Linked DNA regions of Homo sapiens: region 2 is linked to region 1. A link is a contact called in ENCODE Hi-C or POLR2A ChIA-PET data. All regions are on one chromosome and are shown on one strand. Each heading gives the region's core, a stretch centred on a gene start or an enhancer-like site at or near the end of the contact. The rest is flanking DNA. Distances are from core to core; before and after follow the strand shown. Region 1 has its middle 130 kb from the start of LINC01987. Region 2 overlaps LOC105371908 (a long non-coding RNA gene).

Evidence for each region. Hi-C counts contacts between places; a loop is a spot of excess contacts on that map. ChIA-PET counts read pairs that join two places held with the same protein, here RNA polymerase II (POLR2A). Pooled maps may share reads with other maps.
Region 2: a map of aorta shows a loop between it and region 1 (1.9-fold over the local background). The contact joins two enhancer-like sites. A Hi-C loop is called at or near these places in 1 of 168 maps with a recorded cell type or tissue (aorta) and 3 of 50 pooled maps. POLR2A ChIA-PET finds 5 or more read pairs at or near these places in 2 of 52 experiments (CD4-positive, alpha-beta memory T cell and H1).

What each region holds. Positions count from the first base shown.
Region 1 is chr17:77,601,236-77,603,765 of GRCh38, reverse strand. No RefSeq gene overlaps it. Among named protein-coding and RNA genes, the nearest start is that of LINC01987, 130 kb to the left of the region's middle. Within about 2 kb of position 1,270, at least 16 of the 41 ENCODE cell types and tissues checked have a DNase peak (open chromatin) inside an H3K27ac peak, as active enhancers do.
Region 2 is chr17:77,795,288-77,797,817 of GRCh38, reverse strand. It overlaps LOC105371908 (a long non-coding RNA gene), which reads left to right. Exons shown (of 4, transcript XR_935001.2): 4 at 1-162. Among named protein-coding and RNA genes, the nearest start is that of LINC01987, 68 kb to the right of the region's middle. RefSeq lists an enhancer at 440-939. Within about 2 kb of position 1,262, at least 2 of the 41 ENCODE cell types and tissues checked have a DNase peak (open chromatin) inside an H3K27ac peak, as active enhancers do.

The DNA.
Region 1 (2,530 bases), core at 21-2,520:
CTCTAGCCCTGGAGGGACAGGCAGGGATGGTCGCTTTCCTGATGTCAGGCCCACTTGCGCTGCCCATGCTGGTGTCCCCTCTGCTGGGTCTGGGGTGGCTGCCTGAGGTCTGCGTTCAGAGTGTGCCTGGGGCTGGGCTAGACCAAGGAGGCATCTCCCTGGAACAGCTGGAAGTGGCAACATCAAAAGGGTGAAGGTGAGCTGATCTGTGGGGAGAACGCCAGGGTCCGTGGCTCGGGATCCGCCGTCAGGTCTGAACAGAGAGTGAGCGTGCCTCATGGCGGTAGTCCATAGATCTCTCCTGAATAAATGAAGCCAGGGAAGGGCAGCTGCGATGTGAGGTCAACGCTAGTTCAGGAAGGAGAGCAGGAGATGCACAAGGCCAGGGGCTCGGAGCAGGGAGGCTGTGGGGGGCGGGGGCTTTTGCACCAAGTCCTGGCCACCGGGCCCCAAGGGGCAGGCCCCTCAGTCTCTGTCTGACCCCAGACATCTCCTCTGATGCAGACTGTGCTGTGCACTGTCCCTGCGCTCAAGCTCCTCTTCCTCATCTTCATGAGTGCTCTGTCCACACCTCCCTCGGGGCTCTGGGCTCTTTCTCCCCGGCGCCGGTAATCCCTTTCCTCCCTCTCCCTTCACAAGGAAAAGCTGTGTTGAGCATGGATAGAGACCAGCTTTCCTGGGACTTTTGGCCATCTGGTTCTCTGAGCGAGCACAACCCTGCCTCGACCTCCGTGGCTTCTCCCCACCCCTGACCACACGCTCACAGGGCCCTGTGGGCCCCACTCCTGGTACCAAGTCCCTCGGTTCCCCAGGTGCCCGGCGTGCTCAGGTGCTTGGTTGAGGTTATGGAATTGAGTCTAAGTGGGACTGGAGACCCCCTGGTTCACCCCCCTCATGCCACTGATGAGAAATGAAATCCAGTCCATCATTGACTTTGCCCTACTCGAACTGTTGGCTAGTCACTGGCTGCTTAGAAGAAATTCACACTGATTATTTAAGAGCAGAAGCATTCAGATCCCATAGAAAGAGTTTTTCTCCATAAAGGATGCCTGGGACAGCCCAGCGTTGGTTCCTGTTACACAGTGTTCTCTCCGTCGCATGCTTACCAGATGTGTCAGTGAGGGACAGGCCTGGGAGGAGATGTGTCTGGACTTGGGCACCCCTGCTTGCCCCAAATAACCACAGTCACGTGCTGGCCACAATGCCAGACAGTCCAAAAGTTGTGAGCCAAGCGGGCTGGCAGCCCCGGCCCCCACTATTCCTTCTTAAATGGCAGAGAAAGAGCTTCCCTTGACCCCCACAAGTTTTCTGCCTGTGGCAGATGTGGGGTTGTCAGTTCCCTGGTGGGGGCCCGGGTCCAGAAGCACTCAGCTGGATTACTGGAAAAACGAAGATACAAGCCTATAAAAACAGCCTGGCTCCCAGTGAATTCCTGAAGCTGGCTATTTATAGAGGTGGTTTGGAACAACCTAGGGCCTCCCCGCAGGCCTCCTCAGAACCTCCAGGGCAGCCACACAGAGGGAGCACATGACAGATGGGACAGAATGCCTACCTGGCCCACTATTTCACAGGGCACACAGTACTTCTGTGTCTGCACGTGCTCTCCAGGATGCTGTACCAGGCAGATTCAGACCTCAGGCTCCTGGAGAGCTGCCATTGCTCAGGCTGGGGCCAGGCTCTGCGATATTCTGGAAGGGCAAATTGAGTTCCCACCATCTTCAGCACAAATACTGGGGTTAGGGGAGGCACTGAGAATGGTCTGACAACAGTCGGTTTGATTTTACACCATTAACTGCATAAAACGTTCTGGAGAAAATGTATTTCATCATGAATTCTGGGCAAAGTATATTACAAGAATAAGAGAGAGATCCTTTCCATCTTTCAGGCTCTTTATGAGTGGCGGGACAGCTTCTGGGTAGGGCCCTGGGAAGGGAGACTGCTGTGGGCTCAGCACCTCCTCCATCCCTCCGCCCCCATCCTGCCCCTGGGGAGCACAAGGCTCGCCCTGCGTCCTGGCCCTGGGACTGCGCAGAGCTTGTCACATTGCAAGAATCATGAGCCAGCCAGAAGGAAAGGGCAGAGAGACACCAGCAAGCCTCAAAAAAATAACCCTGCCCTCCCCGCCTGTGGCCTGAAGTCATTGCGTTAGCCAGAACCCGGAGAATTAAAATCAATTTGATGTGTAGCTTTCTCTGGCTAATGAGCTTTGAAGAGGATTGAGAGTTTAACGCTTCCATTTTCTCAGCAAGAAGGTGATCTGGGCAGGCAGGGGCAGCCCCAGAAGGTGAGGGTTGGGATTTGAGCAGGGTAGAAAGGGTTAGCGCTGTCATTCTGAGTGGTGACCTGGGACGGGGTTGAGGGAAGGGGTGGTGTTGAGGGGAACCTTTACTTGGACAGTCCTGTGGACAGCGAGCAGGGAAGGAGGTGAGAGGCTGTGAACCCACCTCCCACTGAGCAAGCTTGGCACAGGCACCAATGCCAGCAAGGGCTTCTGGGCAGAGAAAGTTGGAGCCTGAACAGGAAGGGGTGT
Region 2 (2,530 bases), core at 13-2,512, 190 kb before region 1:
TGAGTGCAGGGAGGGAGGCATCTTATCAGCTCCCGGACCACACTTGCCGTCCTTCCCTCTGGAGGCACCACCCATTTGCTGTGTGCCAGTAGCAGCATCATTGAGACCAGATTAAAAATGTCTGTGCCCTTTAAAGGTGGGATGTTTTATTTTTTTATTTGATTTTTTTTTTTGAGATGGAGTCTCACTCTGTCACCTGGGCTGGAGTGCTGTGGCGTGATCTCGGCTCACTGCAACCTCCACCTCCCGGGCTCAAGTGATTCTCCTGCCTTAGCCTCCTGAGTAGCTGGGATTACAGGAATGGGTCACCACACCCGGCTAATTTTTGTATTTTTAGTAGAGATGGGGTTTCACCACGTTGGTTAGCCTGGTCTCAAACTCCTGATCTCAAATGATCTGCCTGCCTTGGCCTCCCAAGGTGGGAGCCACAGCTCCAGGCCCAAAGGTGGGATATTTTAAACTTGGGCTAGTTTACCATCGGCTCAAGAAAGAAGTTAGGTAATCAAAGCGGTAAATGGTTCTCTGTCTACCCAATTTTAATTTCCAGTACTGGCTTTTTTTTTTTTTCAAGAGTGAGGAGGGCTCAAAAGTACAGGGGGAGGAGATGGAAAAAGAATGGAGGGGCAGGGTCAAGGAATTGATCAACGGCATAAAACGACCTGCCGTCCCTGAGCTCCCCCTCTTTGGCTCCAGCTGGCAGGAGCTCAAGACTGTTCACCAGTTACCCCAGGGCAAAATGAAAGAGGATCAAATTTCTGCTACAACCTACTCTATCCCCCCACCTAGTAAATCCATCATGTGTGGAAGAGCCTCGGGGCCCTGCCTCCCAGACCTCCATCTTCTCATGGTAGCTGCGTTTGCCTCGTCCCCAGTGAGATGGACACCCTGGGTCCCATCTGGACCCTCCCTCTGGTCCTCCAGCTGGCCCCTGCCCCGGCCCTGGCCCCTCCTCAGACTGGGTCAGGATCCATTCCTGGGCCTGGCCCATTTGCTGGTCATGTCCACTCATCACTTGCTGGCCCTTTATTCTCTGTGGATGAGTTTCCCCATTCCCAGCTGTCCCCAGCTGCCCCCAGCAGGCATGGGTGTGGAGTGTTTGCCAGGGTTGGGGCTAGCAATGGAAACCTCCCCTCTCCTCCCAGAATCCAAGGAGGAGGACCAAGATGCAGGCTGGGTCAGAAAGTGGGTGATGGATGACTCAGGCCTTGGCGGCCAGGGCAAGTGGGTGGGAAAACATCTAGGTTTTTGCCCATTCCGAGTGCTTCTCATTCTTTCCAGTTTCTGTGTGCCAAGTTGCACTGCCAGGGCACTTCAGAACCAAAGAATAAAGGGTTTAGGCTCACTGGGCTCCTGCCCCTCAACCCTCCAGGGTGCCCAAAGCTGCAGCGGTCCTGGGTGTATGCAGCTGCCTCTCCCGGGTCAGGGTGGCCTCCACCAGTCTCCCTTGCTGCCTGGGAATATGATGTTCAGGGCCGCAGGGCTGAATTCTCCCTGAGTGCTTTATATAAATACCCGCTTCAGGGCCGACACGTACTCCATCATAGGGACCCGTCAAATGAACCAGCCAAGCCCATAAATTATTGCAAAAACCATTCCAAACAATAAAGGCAATTTTACTTACTGAACCATTAAATGTACATACTTAAATTAGACCCAACAAGACATCGCGTGGGGATGTCTCAGGGCCAGGCAAACAATGAGTTTCGAGGAAGGGCTATCTTGTGTTTTCCCCACCTCTCACATGAAATTAATGAGGTGCTTCATATTTAATCATCATTACAATCATATCTTTATTTAGTTACTTAGCTGGGTTTGACCTGCTGCCTCGGGTAGCCTGGATGTCACCTCTCTGCCCTGGGCTGTCCTGACAGCCGGTGAGAGGTCAGCAGGAGGCTGGTGCACAGATGCCAGGCTGCTCCAGCCCAGTGAGGCAGGCTTGGTGGATGTCGCTTCTGCCTCTGGGATCTACTGAGGCCAGCCTGCAGTTTTCTCTGACCTGGAGATCAGAGCCCATATCCGGGAGACACACAATGGCAGCTCTTCCTTGCCCACCATGTTGACTCTGATGCCTGGTCTGGCCAGTTACATCTTTTAAATATTTCTTAGATATTTGTCTCTTTTCTCTTCCTAATACCAATGTCCTAGTTCAGGTCCCAAACTTTGTGCCTTTGGTGTTAATCCTCCTTCATGCCCTGATGCCGGAGCCATTTCTGGAAACTCTAAATCAAAGCCGCTCACCCAGCTCAGAGCCCTTTGGTGGCACCCTTTGCCTATTGGAGGGAGATCGAATCCTGAGTATGCCATTCAAGGCTCCTTCTGACCTTCCCCAGACCCCAGTGACTCTCCCGGCCTTGTCTCCTGCCGCTCCCTGCCTTAGCCTGTATAGTCCACCGTCACCTGCACTACAGACTGCCCACAGTTGACCCTCCCACATTCATCAGCACTTACTTCTACAATATCCTGCCTCTATGCCCCTCCCACTTCTCTTTTCCTGTGTACCTACAATTTGTCCTTTAAAACACCCAAGGTG